Regions from separate parts of the Homo sapiens genome. Here region 2 is linked to region 1. Evidence: read pairs that join two places in POLR2A ChIA-PET (ENCODE). Cell type or tissue: Panc1. All regions are shown on one strand.

Region 1 (8,000 bases):
GGTCCCTGAGCCACAGCCCCTGAGGCCCCCAAAAGGGGCCCAACCAACAAGGGGCTGAGGGTCCGGGCAGAGCCTCCCACTCCAGGCATGAGGTCTCGGGCAATTTCTGAACACTGGAGCAGGTCCACCTTTCAAACCTCATTACTGCCCTACAGAACGACTTTTGGTGTGAGCATAGTACTGTGGTCATGCTTGGGGATTTTCTTTTGCTTTATCATTGTGGTGGTGTTTACTAGGTACCTGTTCGGGCAGTGGTTCTTGAAGTGTGGTCCCTGGCTGAGCGTGGTGGCTCACGCCTGTAATCCCAGCACTTTGGAAGGCAAAGATAGGAGGATCACTTGAGCCCAGGAGTTCAACAGTCTGGGCAACATAGCAAGATCTCATCTCTAGAACAAAATTTTTTTACAATAGCCAGGCATGGTGGCATGTACTTGTAGTCCCAGCTACTTGGGAGGCTGAGGCAGGAGGATTGCTTGGGCCCAGAAGGTCGAGGCTGCAGTGAGCTGTGATTGCACCACTACACTCCAGGCTGCACAACAGAGCAAGACCCTGTCCACCCCCCCAAAAAAAAGGCGGTCTCCAAACCAGCAACATCAGCATCACTTGGGAACTCGATAAAAAAGCAGATTCCCAGGCTCCATGCCAGGTCTGCCGACTCAGACACTCAGGGGCTGGGGCCTGGTGATCCGTGTTTTAGTGAGCCCTCCAGCGTCCAGACTCCAATGCACCATGAAGTGCCGTGGCTATACTAGAGACACTGACGGATGAGGCAATGTCTGACATGAGCCCCAGAACAATGTGGAAAAGGGGAAAGTGTATGGAGGCACGTGCAGAAGGCAAGACTTGGTATCTCCTCAGCAAGTTACAGGGCCCGTGACCATCGCACCGGTCTATTTTTATGTATGTTTGAATTTTTTTTTTTTAAGAGACAGGGTCTTGCTCTGTCACCCTGGCTGGAGTGCACTGGTGCAGTCCGAGCTCACTGTAGCCTTGAACTCCTGGGCTCAAACCATCTTCCTGCCTCAGCCTCCTTGTAGCTGGGACCACAGCAGCTTCTGTCACCATACTCAGCTAATTTTTTCATTTTTTGTAGATTTTATTTTTTGTAGGGGTCTCGCTATGTTGCCCAGGCTGGTCTGAAACTCCTGGCCTAAACCAATTCTCCCGCTTCAACCTCCCAAAGAGCTGGATTACGAACGTGAGACACTGCACCCAGCCCTTGAAATTTTTCATAAATTTTTTTTAATTCACTCAAAATTTCTTATACACCGCATCCTCCCCGCCCCCACTAAAAAAAACACAAACTAGGTCTTGTCTCTTCCTGAAACAGATGCCACAAACTGGGCCCATGGGCCAGATTTTGCCAGTAGATGGGTTTTGAATCACATATTTCAAAATATTTGAATCTGTTGACAGTATCTTAAACCAGCAGGTAAATTCCTGCCTTCTGGCTTCTTTTGGGAACCTGGGTGATGTCCAGCTCTGGGCCTGCATGCCACGTGGCCCAGCCCGCTGGAGCAAAGCAGGAGCCGCTTCACAGTTGGGGTGTGCCCTCCAGCTTGCAACGGGCCCCACCACTCCCTATCACCTCATGCCAGGGCCCTTCCCCCATGTATGTTCCTGCACAGTTTGCAATCCCTGTCCTATAGTAACACACGATGAGAACGTGGCATTCATTCATTCATTCATTCACTCAGTCATTCATTCATTTCAACCCTGCCTGAGCATCCAAAGCGGGCGATCAGTGCTACAGGGGTAAAGTTAATCCAACAGGATTCCTGCCCTCGTGGACTGAGCAGGAAGTGGGGAAGAGGACACGCAATTCACAAGTGACTCAGGTACCCAGTAGGAAGAGCTCAGGGACATCACACGTATTCACTGGCACGCACTGGCAAGCACCAGAGGTCTCGCGCATGTGTCACTGGCCAGAATGTCCATCAGTACAGCCACCTCGGAGAGCCACTGGGCAAAATCTACTGAGGCAGAGCACGATGTTCTGAACTGCTGAACGCATCTGGAAACCACCACCTCCCATCTCTCAGGAAGCACAACAGTAAACATCTGCATTACAGAAGCCACTGGAGGCAAGTTTTATGTTGTTTCCAGCTCAAAGCATCCCATTTAAAGCAATGCTTTCATTTATTTAAACCTAACAATTAGGCTGGGTGTGGTGGCTCACACCTGTAATCCCAGCACTTTGGGAGGCTGGGGCAGGAGGATCACTGGAGCCCAGGAGTTCGAGACCAGCCTGCGCAACACAGTGAGCCCCATCTCTACAAAAAATGTTTAAAAATTTGCCAAATGTGGTAGTGTATGCCTGTAGACCCAGGTACGTGGAAGGCTGAGGCAGGAGGATCCCTTGAGCCCAGGAGATAGAGGCTGCAGTGAGCCATGATCGTGCCACTGTACTCCAGCCTGGGTGACAGAGCAAGACCCTGTCTCAAAATAAAATGAAATAAAATAAAATAGAATAAAGCTAATAATTTGTCTCCATTTTACTGATGAAGAAAGTGAAGTACAGGGAGATTAAACCACTCGCTTGCCCAAGAGCACAAACCCAATGTTGGCACAGAGTCTTGACCTTGGGTCTGACCAAAGGCTGGGCACTGCCTTGGTAAAGGCCCAGCACAGGCGTGGCAAGTAAGGAGCTCAGACCAGCGAAGAGAATGCTGGAAGGTGCATACAGTCCTGGTCCCCGGGCACAGAGATGAATCAAGCACAACCTCTCCTTCCCCGCCAAATCAGGGCCTCATCCTGCTCCCCAGTTGCACCTGCATGACGGGAACTCCAGGCAGCCCACCTCTACTTGCTTTTTTGGACAAAAACAATTTCTACCAGGGCTGATCCCAGCCCCACTGTTTCCACACAAGTCAGACAGTGAATATGCCTTCTTTCAAACACCCCAACCTCAATAAAGCTGGCTGTTTTCAAGCAAAAACATTATTCTTCTCTGTTCTTAGAAAGGTTTCAACAAGCTACAGCCTGTGGACCAAATCCAGCCTGATGCCTATTTCTACTCACCCCACAAGCTAACAATCATTTTGCATTTTCAAATGGAAAGAAGGGAAAGAGGGGAAGAAAGGGAAGAAAGAAAAGAAAGAAAGAAGGAAAGAAAGAAAGAAAGGAAGGAAGGAAGGAAGGAAGGAAGGAAGGGAGAAAAAAGAAAAGAAAGGAAAGAAAAAGAAAGAAAAGAAAAGAAAAGAAAAGAAAAGAAAAGAAAAGAAAAGAAAAGAAAAGAAAAGAAAAGTCAGCCAGCTGGGTGCAGTGCTGCACGCCTGTAATCCCAACACTTTGGGAGACCAAGGTGGGAGGGTCACTTGAGGCCAGGAGTTCAAGACGAGCCTGGGCAACATAGTGAGGACCCCCCCTACACACCCACCCACCAACCTATAAAAAAAAAAAATGAGCCAGGCGTGGTGGCACATGCCTGTTGTCCCAGCTACTCAGGAGAGTAAGGTGGGAGGATAACGAGCCCAGGAGGTCTAGGCTGCAGTGAGCCATGATGGTGCCCCTGCCCCCCAGCCTGGGTGACACAGTGAGACCCTGTCTCCAAAAAATATGTTAAAAATAAATAAACAAACAATTGAAAGAAAAATGCCATTTCATGACATGTGAAAGTTATATGAAATTCACATTTTGGTGTTCATAAATGCAGTGGCACTGGCCCACAGCGGCCACCTCGACTTATTTCTGTGTCGTCAATGGCAGCCTCAGCATCACAGCAGCAGGGCTGAGTAGCTGAGACACAACCCGTGCAGCCTGCAGAGCTGAGCATATTGACTATCTGTCTCTGTACAGAAAAGCATGCCAACCCCAGCCTAGACCACACAGAAATTCAGGAAGGGCCATCCCCTGCCAGGCCAGCTTCACGGGTGAGGCCGGATCTGGCCATTAGGGAGAGGGCCAGGGCGCAGACCTAGTTCTGGCCTCGGCTCAGTCAGCCCCTCCCACCCCGGTCCCCTGATATGCCACATGGAGACGTGACTGCCTCCCCATCCTCCCCGTGGCAGTGCAGAGAGAATGAGATGACCCAGGACATGTGTCTGTTGTGAAGAGGGCACCCGGCTATAAACATGCCTCAGGGAACTATTGTTACAGGAGCCTCCCTGAGCTCACCACTGGCTCCAGTTCAAGAACACGTCATGAAGCCAGCCAAGGTCTTGTAAAATAGGGCAACGGTGGTTTGGGCCTGGAGGAATCAGAAGCTCAGGGCTGCCTGCTTCAAAGGCTAAGTCTTCTGCAACAGGCTCAGCATGTTGGAATTTGACCCTGGCCAACAGGCTGGGCCGTCTGGTCTACCATCTACAAACCAACAGCCCAACCCATTCAAGCAGGAGGGGCCGGTACCATTTCTCCCTTCAGGTTAAACCCTGCCACAGTTTTTAATTTTAATTGGGGTAAACATAAAATTTACCAACTTAGCCTTTTTTTTTTTTTTTTTTGAGATGGAGTCTCGGTCTGTCACCCAGGCTGGAGTGCAGTGGTGTGATCTCAGCTCACTGCAACCTCTGCCTCCCAGGTTCAAGAAATTCTCTGCCTCAGCCTCCTAAGTAGCTGGGATTACAGGCGCCTGCCACCATGCCAGGCTAATTTTTGTATTTTTAGTAGAGACGGGGTTTCACCATCTTGGCCAGGCTGGTCTTGAACTCCTGACCTCGTGATCCACCCACCTTGGGCTCCAAAAGTACTGGGATTACAGGCATGAGCCACTACACGCCCAGCCCAACTTAGCCATTTTTAAGTGTACAGTTCAGTGGCATTAAGGACATTTGCAATGTTGTGCAATTATCAGCAACATCCATCTAAAGAACTCTTTCATCTTGCAAAAGTGAAACCCTGTACCCACTGAAAAAGAGCTCTGCACCCCCTCTCCCCCAGCCCCTGGCACCCACCATTCTCTTTTCTGTCTCTGTGGATCTGGCTACTCTAGGGAGCTCATGCAAATGGAATCGTACGGTATTTGTCCTGTTGTGGCTTATTTCACTCGCATAACTTCCTCAAGGCCCGTGCATGTCGCAGCGTGCGTCCAAACGTCCTTCCTTTTCCAGGCTGAATCCTATTCCAACGTGTGGATGGGCCCCAGCTTCTTACCCACCACCCATCAGCGGACACTCGGGTTGCTCCCACCGTTGGGCCATCGTGAACAGCGCTGCAATGAACGCGGTGGCCAGATTCCTCTTCAAGTTCCCACTTCCATTTCTTTGATACCCAGAAGTGGGGTTGCCCCACCATATGGTAATTCTATGTTAAATTTTGGGGGGGCCTCCACACAGCAGCTGCACCATCCTACATTCCCAACGGCACACATGGGCCCCGATTTCTCCGCACCCTCACCCCAACGGCACACATGGGCCCCGATTTCTCCGCACCCTCACCCCAACGGCACACATGGGCCCCGATTTCTCCGCACCCTCACCCCAACGGCACACATGGGCCCCGATTTCTCCGCACCCTCACCCCAACGGCACACATGGGCCCCGATTTCTCCGCACCCTCACCCCAACGGCACACATGGGCCCCGATTTCTCCGCACCCTCACCCCAACGGCACACATGGGCCCCGATTTCTCCGCACCCTCACCCCAACGGCACACATGGGCCCCGATTTCTCCGCACCCTCACCCCAACGGCACACATGGGCCCCGATTTCTCCGCACCCTCACCCCAACGGCACACATGGGCCCCGATTTCTCCGCATCCTCACCAATATTTGAGATTTTCTGTTTTCTCAAGTGACCATCCTAATGGGTATGAGTGTGTCTCACTGATTCTCATTTCCCTAACGATGAGCGAGTGTCGCTGAGCACACTTCCATGTCCCCGTTGGCTATCTGCATTTTTTTTTTTTTTAAGACAGAGTCTTGCTCTGTTGCCCAGGCTGGAGTACAGTCTTGGCTCACTGCAACCTCTACCTCCCAGGTTCAAACGATTCTCCTGCCTCAGCCTCCTGAGTAGCTGGGATTACATACAGGCGCCTGCCACCACACCCGGCTAATTTTTGTATTTTTAGTAGAGACGGGGTTTCGCCATCTTGGCCAGGCTGGCCTCGAACTCCTGACCTTGTGATCCGCCCACCTTGGCCTCCCAAAGTGCTGGGATTACAGGCGTGAGCCACCGCGCCTGGCTGCCTGCATGTCTTCTTTGCAGGTGCTTGGTCCGTGTTTTAATGGGGTTGTCTGACTCTTGTTGTTGAGTTGTCCTCGCTTGATTTTAGGACCAGAGTTAAGGCCCACACTCCATCTGCTCTCAACCTCCCTCCCCCGATCTTCTCGTCTCGGAAAATGGCTCCACCATCTACCAAACTCCTCAAACCTTGAGGAACCACCCTTGATTCCTCTCCTTCCCTCGCACCCCAGTCCACTGACCTATCTTGTTGACTCTCCCTGAAAAAAAACTCGAATATGTTCCCTTCTTTCCATTTAGAAAACTACCCCCACCTGGCTCAAATCACCATCTTCTCTGCCTCCCCGCTTCCAGCCTGGCCCCCGACACTCCCTTCTCCAGACAGCAGCCAGAGAGCTCTTCAAGACTGAGTCAGGCTGGGCGTGGTGGCTCACACCTGTAATCCCAGCCCTTTGGGAGGCCAAGGCAGGTGGATCACCTGAGGTCAGGGGTTCAAGACCAGCCTGCCCAACATGGTGAAACACCATCTTTACGAAAAATACAAAAATTAGCCGAGTGTAGTGGCACGCACGTGTAATCCCAGCTACTCAGAAGGCTGAGGCAAGAAAATTGCTTGAGGCTGGGCGCGGTGGCTCACGCCTGTAATCCCAGCACTTTGGGAGGCCGAGGTGGGCGGATCACGAGGTCAGGAGATTGAGACCATGCTGGCTAACACGGTGAAACCCCGTATCTACTAAAAATACAAAAAAATTAGCCGGGCGTGGTGGCGGGCGCCTGTAGTCCCAGCTACGCGGGAGGCTGAGGCAGGAGAATGGCATGAACCAGGGAGGCGGAGCTTGCAGTGAGCGGAGATTGCGCCACTGCACTCCCCCGCCTGGGCAACAGAGCAAGACTCCGTCTCAAAAAAAAAAAAAAAAGAGAATTGCTTGAACTCGGGAGGCGGAGGTTGCAGTGAGCTGATACCATGCCACTGCACTCCAGCCTGGGCGACAGAGAAAGACTCTGTCTCAAAAAAAAAAAAAAAAAATACTGAGTCAGATCATGGCTCTTCCCTGCTCAGAACCCTCCATGGAATTGAAAACCAAATCTGAACTCCTCCAGGTGTCCTGCAAGGCCCCCACATGCCTGTCCCCTTTCACCCCCTCCAGTCACTTCTCCCAACCCCACTGGCCTGCTCCCTCTTCCTCCAACACAGCAGGCTCCTTCGCACCTCCGGCCTTTGAACCTGCTGTGCTCTTTGCCAGCTGCTCCCCAGCTCATAGAGCCCCTCCTCTGAGAGGCCCTCCTGACTCCCACATCAGAAGGAGTCCCCTTCCCAGCAGTGGCTCCATGTCAGCTCACCTGCCTCGTCCCCTTCCTAGCTCTTCTCGCCACCCCACCTCTTCCATGTGCTTCTCCATGGCCCATCCCTCCTGCTAAAGCGTAGCTGCCGTGAGCAGGACCAGGTCTCTTTTGTCCACGGCTGTAGCTCCAACACTTGGCACGAGACCTGGCCCACAATTTGTGAGCAGTAAACATGGGCCGAAAGGATGAGTAGCTTTCCCTGCCACTTCAGCCCTGGGGGTCCCTCCTCCTCCTCCCACAGTCCTGTGTGCCCCATTCAGGTGGTTCATAAACAGCTGCCCGGAGCAGATTCTCCACTGGGGTTTGTCCCATCTGTAAAATGAGGGTTGTAAATGTGCCCAAACAGCTGGGGATGAATGCAAAGCGCCCCACGCCCCGTGTCACTCCCAGCCAGGAGCAAGAGGGCACCATGCCAGTGCTGCCTCTGGCCCAGGCAGTCACCTGTCCAGGGGAAACAGGCCTCTAAGGCTCCAATGGCCTCACGCACTGGAGTTCATCAATAACACAAGCCGAGAAAGCCCCAGGAAAGCTGGAG
Region 2 (8,000 bases), 300 kb before region 1:
AGGATTCTGGGGAAGACAAAACAACTTTCACATTTGTAAAGAGGCCTGCAGAGGTAGTCAAATACAACAAAAAAAATGTGATTCCCACAAATGTTAGGACGCCAATCACCTCTAGGGAGAAGGCAGCCCATGTCTACAAGGTGACCCCTTTATAATTGTTCGCTAATCTGCACTGAGGGGTTTATACATTCTTTATCGTGTTAACTTCTGCATGAAAAGAACAAGTAAAAAATAGTACAGAGGGCAGAGCACTGGACAGTCAGTCTCAACGGACCTCTGGGAAACCCCTTCTCCACCTCGTGCCAAAGCTGAGGGATCGGGGACTGGTGAGGCCAGGGCTGCCCCCTCCCACAAGGGAGCAGCTGTGTGCAGTGCTCAAGCTCTGAAGCCAGGCTCCCCAGGTTCCAATCTGGCCTCCACCCTCTCCTAGCTGTGCAACTTGGAACAAGCAACTTCACCTCTCTGAGTCTCAGATTCCCCATCTCTAAAATGGAAACGATCATTTTAAAAATGCTGACCCCACAGGAATGTTGTGAGTGTAAAGTGCCCTCAGTGCCAGTGTGTGCCACTCCAGTGTGTGCCACTCCAGTGTGTGCCACTTCGAGTGCTCAGTTCTTGCTGGACATGACTCCTACCCCCACCCAGGGGCTGGCAGCCAAGCTCCGAGAGGCCAGCCCTCTCCAGTGCCTGGCAGGCCCTCAGGCCCCAAGGAGGGAGCCTTTGAAAGGGCAGCTGCGGGCAGCTCACAGGGGGACAAGCCAGCCACTTCTTTCCTGCCCTTTTTTCTTTTTTAAGCGTTTTTTTCACTATGATGCCCCCAGGCTTGGCACTTGGTCCTGCCATCTGCATCAGCTCCAGAGACAGGCCCTGCAGGAAGGCTGGAAACAGGGAGGGCCCGGGCACATCTTCACAGCCGCCCTCCCCAGCTCCCGGAAGCCTCGGTGGCCAGCCACCTGCAGCACGTCCCGTCACAGGCTAGGGCAGAGCCAGGCCTGGCAGGCGCTCTCCCTGGGCACCAAGAAGCTCTCAACCTCCACCTGGGAGAGACAGCTGGGAGATCAGACCCCATCTTCTCCTAACCTGCTCCCAACCCCAGCCAGCTCAGCCTGCAATCCCCAACAGACAGAGTCCCAGGGTGTCCCGGTGGCATGGGGTCAAGGCCAGTGGGGGCTGGCCCCAAGGTCACATTGTCCAGAGGGAAACAGAGAATCTCCCAGCAGTAATGGAGTGACACATAGGTCCAAAGAGGGGTTCCCAATTTAGAAAACTCAGCAGGGACTTCCCAGGACAGGCAACCTGTCACACTGGCCAGAATCCAGGGAGATGACTGAGGGGCCAAGGGGGGTAGCGAGGACTGGGCTGAGGTGGGAAGGAACCCAGGGCCCTGGCTGGAGCAGAGCCAGGGGGAGAGGAAGAGAGAGGAGGGCTGGAGGCAGCAGGGGCGGGTCACGCAGGGTTCTGCAGATGGGTTTTATCTCCAGAGCAGAGAACCTTAGGAGGGTTACGCAAGCTGCAGAGGGGCAAGGTCCCACTCCAAAGTGGAGATGCATCTGGCCGTGGAGCGCGGGTGAGGGCAGAAGCCACAGCCAAGGGAGAGGCCACTGTGCCAGTCCAGGAGAGTGATGTGGCGGGCGGCCAGGCTGGGCGCAGCGAGGTGGGAGAGGGGCTGGCATGGAGAGCATCATGCATTAGAGAGTCCGAAAGGCAGGCAAGCGATGGTGAGAATCAAGAGGCCCGCTCCTCCTCTCTGACCCTGGGCAGAGCTAGTCGGGGAGGGAAGGAGAGGGTGACAACATCCACTTCCTGCACAGGACCCTTTCAGGGGCACAGCCATCCCGTGTCCCTGGCCAGGAAACTGCTGCTCTGAGGGAGGAGTCACCCAAGGCCACGTGGCAAGGAAGGGAGTGAGCCAGGATCCAAACCCAGGACCAAGTGCTTGGGCCATGGGGAGCCAGGGCACCAGGGCACAGGGCTGGCAGCGTGGAGTCGAGGCTGCTCCAGCCCAGGCTGCCCGCGAGCGGCCAGGGCATGTGGGCCACAGTGTGGACTGAGCCCCACGCCTCCCCGGCAGAGCCGCCCCCGTCAGGGCTTCCCGGGGCCGGGCGTCTCCCAGCTCAGCCCCGCAGCAGCAGGTCTCACTCGCTGTGTCACGCTCCCCTGTGCTCACACCCACCACTCACTCGCTCAAGGCCGCAGTCGCACTTGCTCACTCTGCTGCACTCACATTCACACTCATTCACACTCGTGCACACCCGGTTCACACTCACCGGCTCGGGGCCACCCACACACATTCCAGCTCAGGCCCAGGCCCACTGGCCGGCTCCGTGGGCCCTCCCCGCACAGCATCCCACCAGCTCCTTCATGCTCACTGTCCCCCAGCAAGCTCCCACGCTCCCCCTCACCCTCCCAGGCAGGCTGGGGGAACCCGGGCACCCCCCATTCCTCTGAAGCCACCAGCTCAGTCCACCCACAGCTGGAAGAAGGGCCGGGCCTCCATCCTCGCGCCCCTGGGGCTGGCCAGGCTAGTCTCCCGGCAAAGCAGATGCACGGGGAGAGCAAGGACCAGTTCCAAGGCTCCCCTCTGCCAAGCCCACCATGACCACGCATGGCCCACAGGCTGAGACTTGCCCCCACCTGCCAGCACCCCCCTTGTCAGCTCCCAAACAAGCCCACCTCCTGGCGTTGGCTTTTACCCTCAACTCTACCAAACGCACCGTCACCCTGCTCTCCACCCTGCTGGAACCAGAACAAGCACCATCTTTTCCTCCTCCAGGAAGCCCGCCTGGCTCACCCCAGCCACAAAGGCCAACCTGACTCGTCCATTCGCCACACCCAGAGATGGGAAGCCACCACCCACAGCCACACAGCTGCAAGAGGCAGAGCCAGCCGACATTCAAACCCAGAGGCAGCTTCGACCTGCCTCGACCAGGACACCATCAACCTTCAGCTGCTCAACAAACAGAGGGGACAGACCCCCTGTTACCTGCCAGGTACAGGGGCATGACTGCGAACACAAAAGCTGAGGGTCTTAGGGGCCAAGGTCACACACACACACACCCAAACACCCTCCGGTACACCCATAAGTGAGCAAGGTGATTGCAAAGAGTGGCCCCTGGAGTGACGGACATAAACCATGGCGACCCAGCAGTGGTGGGAGGGAGGGCAGGGAGGGCAGGGAGGGCCCCCTGCAGGAGGAGACACTGGAGCCAAGCACAGAGGGCCGAGGAACAGGTGTCCATGAGGAAGGAAAAAAGAGCACTCCAGGCAGAAGGCACAGCCTGTGCAAAGGCCCAGGGGCAAGAACCAGATCAGAGGGTTAGAGAAGCTGGGGCAGCCAGAGGGCTGGGGAGTGGAGAACTGGAGAGGGTTGGGGAGTAGAGCTGGAGGGGGATGGAGGTGGAGAGCTGGAGGGGGATGGGGAGTGGAGCTGGAGGGGGATGGGAGTGGAGATGGGGGGATGGGGGTGGAGATGGAGGGGGATGGGAGGAGGATATGCAGGGGGATGGGGAGTGAAGAGCTGGAGGGGGATGGGGTGGAGAACTAGAGGGGGTGGGAGGTGGAGAGCTAGAGGGGGGTGGGGAGTGGACTGGAGGGGGATGGGGAGTGAAGAGCTGGAGGGAGATGGGGGTGGAGATGGAGGGGGGTGGGGAGTGGAGAGATGGAGGGGGATGGGGAGTGGGGAGATGGAGGGGGATGGGGGTGGAGAGCTGGAGGGGGATGGGAGGTGGAGGGGTGGATATGGAGGGGAATGGGGAGTGAAGAGCTGGAGGGGGATGGGGGTGGAGATGGAAGGGGATGGAGAGTGGAGATGGAGGGGGCTGGAGAGTGGAGAGCTGGAGGGGGGTGGGGAGTGGAGAGCTGGAGGGGGATGGGGAGTGGAGATGGAGGGGGATGGGGAGTAGAGAGCTGGAGGGGGATCTGGGGTGAAGAGCTAGAGGAAGATGGGGAATGGAGATGGAGGGGGATGGGGTGGAGATGAAGGGGGATGGGGAGTGGAGATGGAGGGGGTGGGGAGTGGAGATGGAGGGGGATTGAGTGGAGAGCTGGAGGGGGATGGGGAGTGAAGAGCTGGAGGGGGATGGGGAGTGGAGAGCTGGAGGGAGATGGGGAGTGGAGATGGAGGGGGATGGGGAGCAGTGATGGAGGGGGATGGAGGTGGAGATGGAGGGAGATGGGGAGAGAAGATGGAAGTGGCTGGGGGTGGAGAGCTAGAGGGGGATGGGGGAGATGGAGGGGGATGGGGAGTGAAGAGCTGGAGGGGGATGGGGAGTGGAGATGGAGGGGATGGGAAGTGGAGAGCTGGAGGGGGATGGGAAGTGGAGAGCTGGAGGAGGATGGGGAGTGGAGCTGGATGGGGTGGGGAGTGGAGAGCTAGAGGGGGATGGGGAGTGGAGAGCTGGAGGGGGACGGGGAGTGGAGATGGAAGGGGATGGAGGAGGAGATGGAGGGGTGGGGAGTGGAGATGGAGAGGGAAGGGGAGTGGTGATGGAGGGGTATGAGGAGTGGAGATTGAAGGGGATGGGAAGTGGAGATGGAGCAGGTGGGGAGTGGAGATGGTGGGGGGGTGGGGATGGAGCTGGAGGGGGATGGGGGTGAGGATGGAAGGGGATGGAGAGTAGAGATGGAGGGGGTGGGGAGTGGAGAGCTGGAGGGGGATGGGGAGTGGAACTGGAGGGAGATGGGGAGTGGAGATGGAGGGGGATGGGGGTGGATATGGAGGGGGATGGGGGTGGATATGGAGGGGGATGGGGAGTGGAGATGGAGGGGGATGGGGAGTGGAGATGGAGGGGGTGGGGAGTGGAGATGGAGGGGGTGGGGAGTGGAGAGCTGGAGGGGGAGGGGGTGGAGAGTTGGAGGGGGATGGGGAGTGGAGAGCTGGAAGGGGATGGGGGCTGTGTTCCTGGCCACAGGAGGGGAGCCACGTGCTCCAGTGGAACACATAACTGAGTAGGAACAGTGTGGGGCAGGGCCAGCGAGGACACCTTTGGGTCAATCCCTGAGGGCTCCATGGAGGCATCGACCTCTTGCCCTCCCAGACCCAGCCTCAGCCTCTTCCTGCATGGAGGATCAGAACTGTGGGGCTCCAGCCTCAATGCTGGGCAAGGGCTTGGTGTCTGGACTCTGGAGCCTTTCCCACCAGACCTGCAGCAGCCACAGGAACAGGGCGGGCCATTGCCTCGGGGCTCCTGTGCCTCCAGGACCCATGATTACTCAAGCCCAGGGCTCAGTATAAATCCTCCCTCTCAGCCCAGCCTCCCCTGACCAGCGGCCACACCGGCCACAACAGCCACACCCTTGGCAGGGCCACATGAGGGACATCTTCCAGAAGGGAGAAGGACGGGTGTTGATTGAGCACCCACAGGGCCCACAGAGATGGGCGAGGTGGGCGACAGCAGCCCAGGCTCCACTCCAGGCCACCTCTGCCCTGGGCACCGAGGCCAAGACCCTCAGCGCCCGTCCCAGGCCCTAGGAACCTGCCAGGCCAGCATGAGCCAGCCTCGGGGCGTGCTCCGCAGAAGCTCTAAACTGGACCCCGCAGACCCACAGATCAGACCCTGGCCCCCAAGGGGCAGGCATGACTCCCAGAAGCCTTCCCTGCAGGCTGGAGTTTGGGGACTTCCAGCACAGCACAACCTAGGTGCCGTGAGACATGGAGGCGGCTCACCGCCCTCCCAGGGCCGGCCGGGGTCCACCGGATACATCTTCCCACACGGGGTGAACAAGGAGCCTCCCCTGTCTCCTGCAGTGGTGTCACCTGGTCCCCGTCCCTGTGGTAGCCAGCAGTCCAGACAGCCAGAGCGGGAGGGAGGCAGGCTCCGCAGCCCTTCCATTGAGAAGCCGCCGGGATATGTTTTCCTTCTCCAGGGACAGCTGAGGCAGCCTGCCCCGTGCCAGCCCTCCTGGAATCTGCAGAGGCAGCCACCCAGAGTTCACCAAGGTCTCAGTCCCCACTGGACTGCAACAGCCAAGGGCGGGTGGGTGGGCGAAGATGGGGGTCACAGCCTCTCTCCCTCCCATCCCTCCTCCACCAGCTAGGGCAAGGGCCACCAGACCAAGGCCAAGGGGGCTGGCAGCATGGATGTGAGTGATCAGGGCCTGCAATGGGATCAGTAGGGAGGTGGGGATGGGCCGCAGCCCCGTCCAGAGGGGGACTGAGGAGCAACCCCGTGCCCTGCCCAGGAACGCGCCCCAGCCCCAGGGCCACCTGTCTGCTCCCAACAAGGAAGGCTGCACTGACACCGGGCATAGCGACTGGGGAGGAGCCGCTGCAAAAAACCATGACAACGATCATCACAATAATAACAGCCCTCACTTCCTGCCAGGCCACGTGCATCTCCACTGTCCGGACCCTGTTTCAGGGGTGGGGAAACAGACCCACACGGGGTTACCTGCCCCAGGTCACACAGCCAGTGAGGGGCGGGGAGACGGGACCCCGAGCATCTGACCCTCTGCCCTCGGCCACTCCATTCTCCACCCCGACAGCGCCGTGGATTTAGCAGGGACTAGGCTTCCCAGAAACCTCGCCGCCCCTCTCCTCGCTGCGGGGTGTGGGGCCGCCATCAGAGACAGCAGCCGGCAGGAGCAATTAGAGGCCAGGAAGGAGCCGGGGTATCGACCGCTTTTGGGAGGGAAGGGGGACGCGGGCTCTGTCGGGGTGGCAGCAGCCTGGCTCATGGCCAAGCACGGGCCACGACAGGGCAGGGAGCGCAGCCCAGGCCGGGAGGCCGCGGAGGCCCCACGCGGCAGCACGGAAAGGCCAGCTGTCCGTCCACCTGTCTGTCCAGCCCCCTCACCCTCACAGGCACCGACAGCCCCTCGGTGCCTGAAGCTCAGGGTTTCGCTGCCTCCGCACAATGCTAAGCCCCTTACGATGATTAACTCGTTTAATTCTTAACAACCGCCCCACATCCTCCCCCTGTGCAGATGGAGGCAGTGAGGCAAGAAAGCCCTCCCAGAGAGTTCCCAGGACTGGGATCCACACTCAGCGTCAGTCAGCACCAGCGACGCCGCCTCTGCCCGGCACCCCCTGCCCGGGGAGCCCCAGCGGGGAGGGAGATGAATGGAAAGGGTGCACTGGAGACTGCTGGATGAGATGGAAGCTTCGGGAAACCTCTCTATGCCCCGCAGTGACCCTGTCTGTAAAAGAGGAACATCACAACACCTGCCTCACAGTATGCTGTAGATGAACTCAGGTTTAGCCCCACAGATAGGCAGAGCAAGTACCCCAAAATGTCAGCTGCTGGCTTCTCCCAGAGAGGCTGCCTGGCCTGGGGACCCCTGAATCTGCAGCTGAACAGAAAAACCACTGCAGACTCTCCCCAGCCTCTGCCCCGGGCTGCCCGCCCAGGAGCAGGGTCTGGCCTTTAGAAGCTCCCTGGAGGGCGGGGGCACCATCCGCCAGAAGCAATTAATTGCTGGGTCAAGAGATGGTGAAAGAGATTTGTCACGAGGGCCTGGGGATATTCAGGGTGGGAGGGTGGCCCACACTGATTCAGTTGCCCCACCTTCCACCTCACAAGCAGGCTCCGCCCCCACTCAAACCCCCAGGACATCCTCCTCTGCCTCCACACCCGCCCGGGCCCAGGGTAGGTCAGGGATGCAGCCCCAGCACCCGTGACCTGCTCCCAGGAGGGACCTGCTTCCACCATTCAGCCGGTGCCCACACACAGGAGGGGACAGCCAGGCACAAGTGGGGCTGACATACAGAGTCCCCGGTGGGCCCCAAATGGGCCTGAGACCCAGATCAAATCCCTGAGCCATCTCATCTTGGCAGGAGACTGCGACCCCTGTGTGTGCTGCTCAACTTCGCAGAGGCAGTTTCCTCTCGGTGAAACGGAGGCAATTATATTAGGTGGCTAAAATCAGGCTGGCTCCCGCTCCAGCCCTAGTGCTGTCATTTTTTAAAGCCTGAGGAAGGTGCCTTGCTTCTCGGAACCTCAGTGTGCCCATCTGTAAAACGGGGATGATGCCAGGGGCTACTCTGAAGAGAAATTTACAAC

Evidence for each region. ChIA-PET counts read pairs that join two places held together with the same protein. Peaks named below come from ENCODE experiments on the same cell type or tissue, not always from the same donor. Only the 100,000 strongest peaks of a DNase experiment are listed, where the experiment ranks them.
Region 2: POLR2A ChIA-PET joins it to region 1 with 15 read pairs; 3 of 35 experiments call an interaction of 5 or more read pairs at or near these places.

What each region holds. Positions count from the first base shown.
Region 1 is chr12:124,834,352-124,842,351 of GRCh38, forward strand. The region is part of intron 1 of SCARB1 (scavenger receptor class B member 1); the gene reads right to left. Among named protein-coding and RNA genes, the nearest start is that of SCARB1, 26 kb to the right of the region's middle. RefSeq lists enhancers at 4,957-5,483, 5,484-6,008. In Panc1, no CTCF peak of the experiment used is centred here; a DNase peak (open chromatin) is centred at 4,170; H3K27ac peaks cover 5,350 bases.
Region 2 is chr12:124,537,065-124,545,064 of GRCh38, forward strand. All of the region lies in intron 1 of NCOR2 (nuclear receptor corepressor 2), which reads right to left. Among named protein-coding and RNA genes, the nearest start is that of NCOR2, 27 kb to the right of the region's middle. RefSeq lists enhancers at 2,450-3,159, 5,374-5,907, 6,976-7,510. In Panc1, no CTCF peak of the experiment used is centred here; no DNase peak of the experiment used is centred here; H3K4me3 peaks cover 1,340 bases; H3K27ac peaks cover 6,258 bases.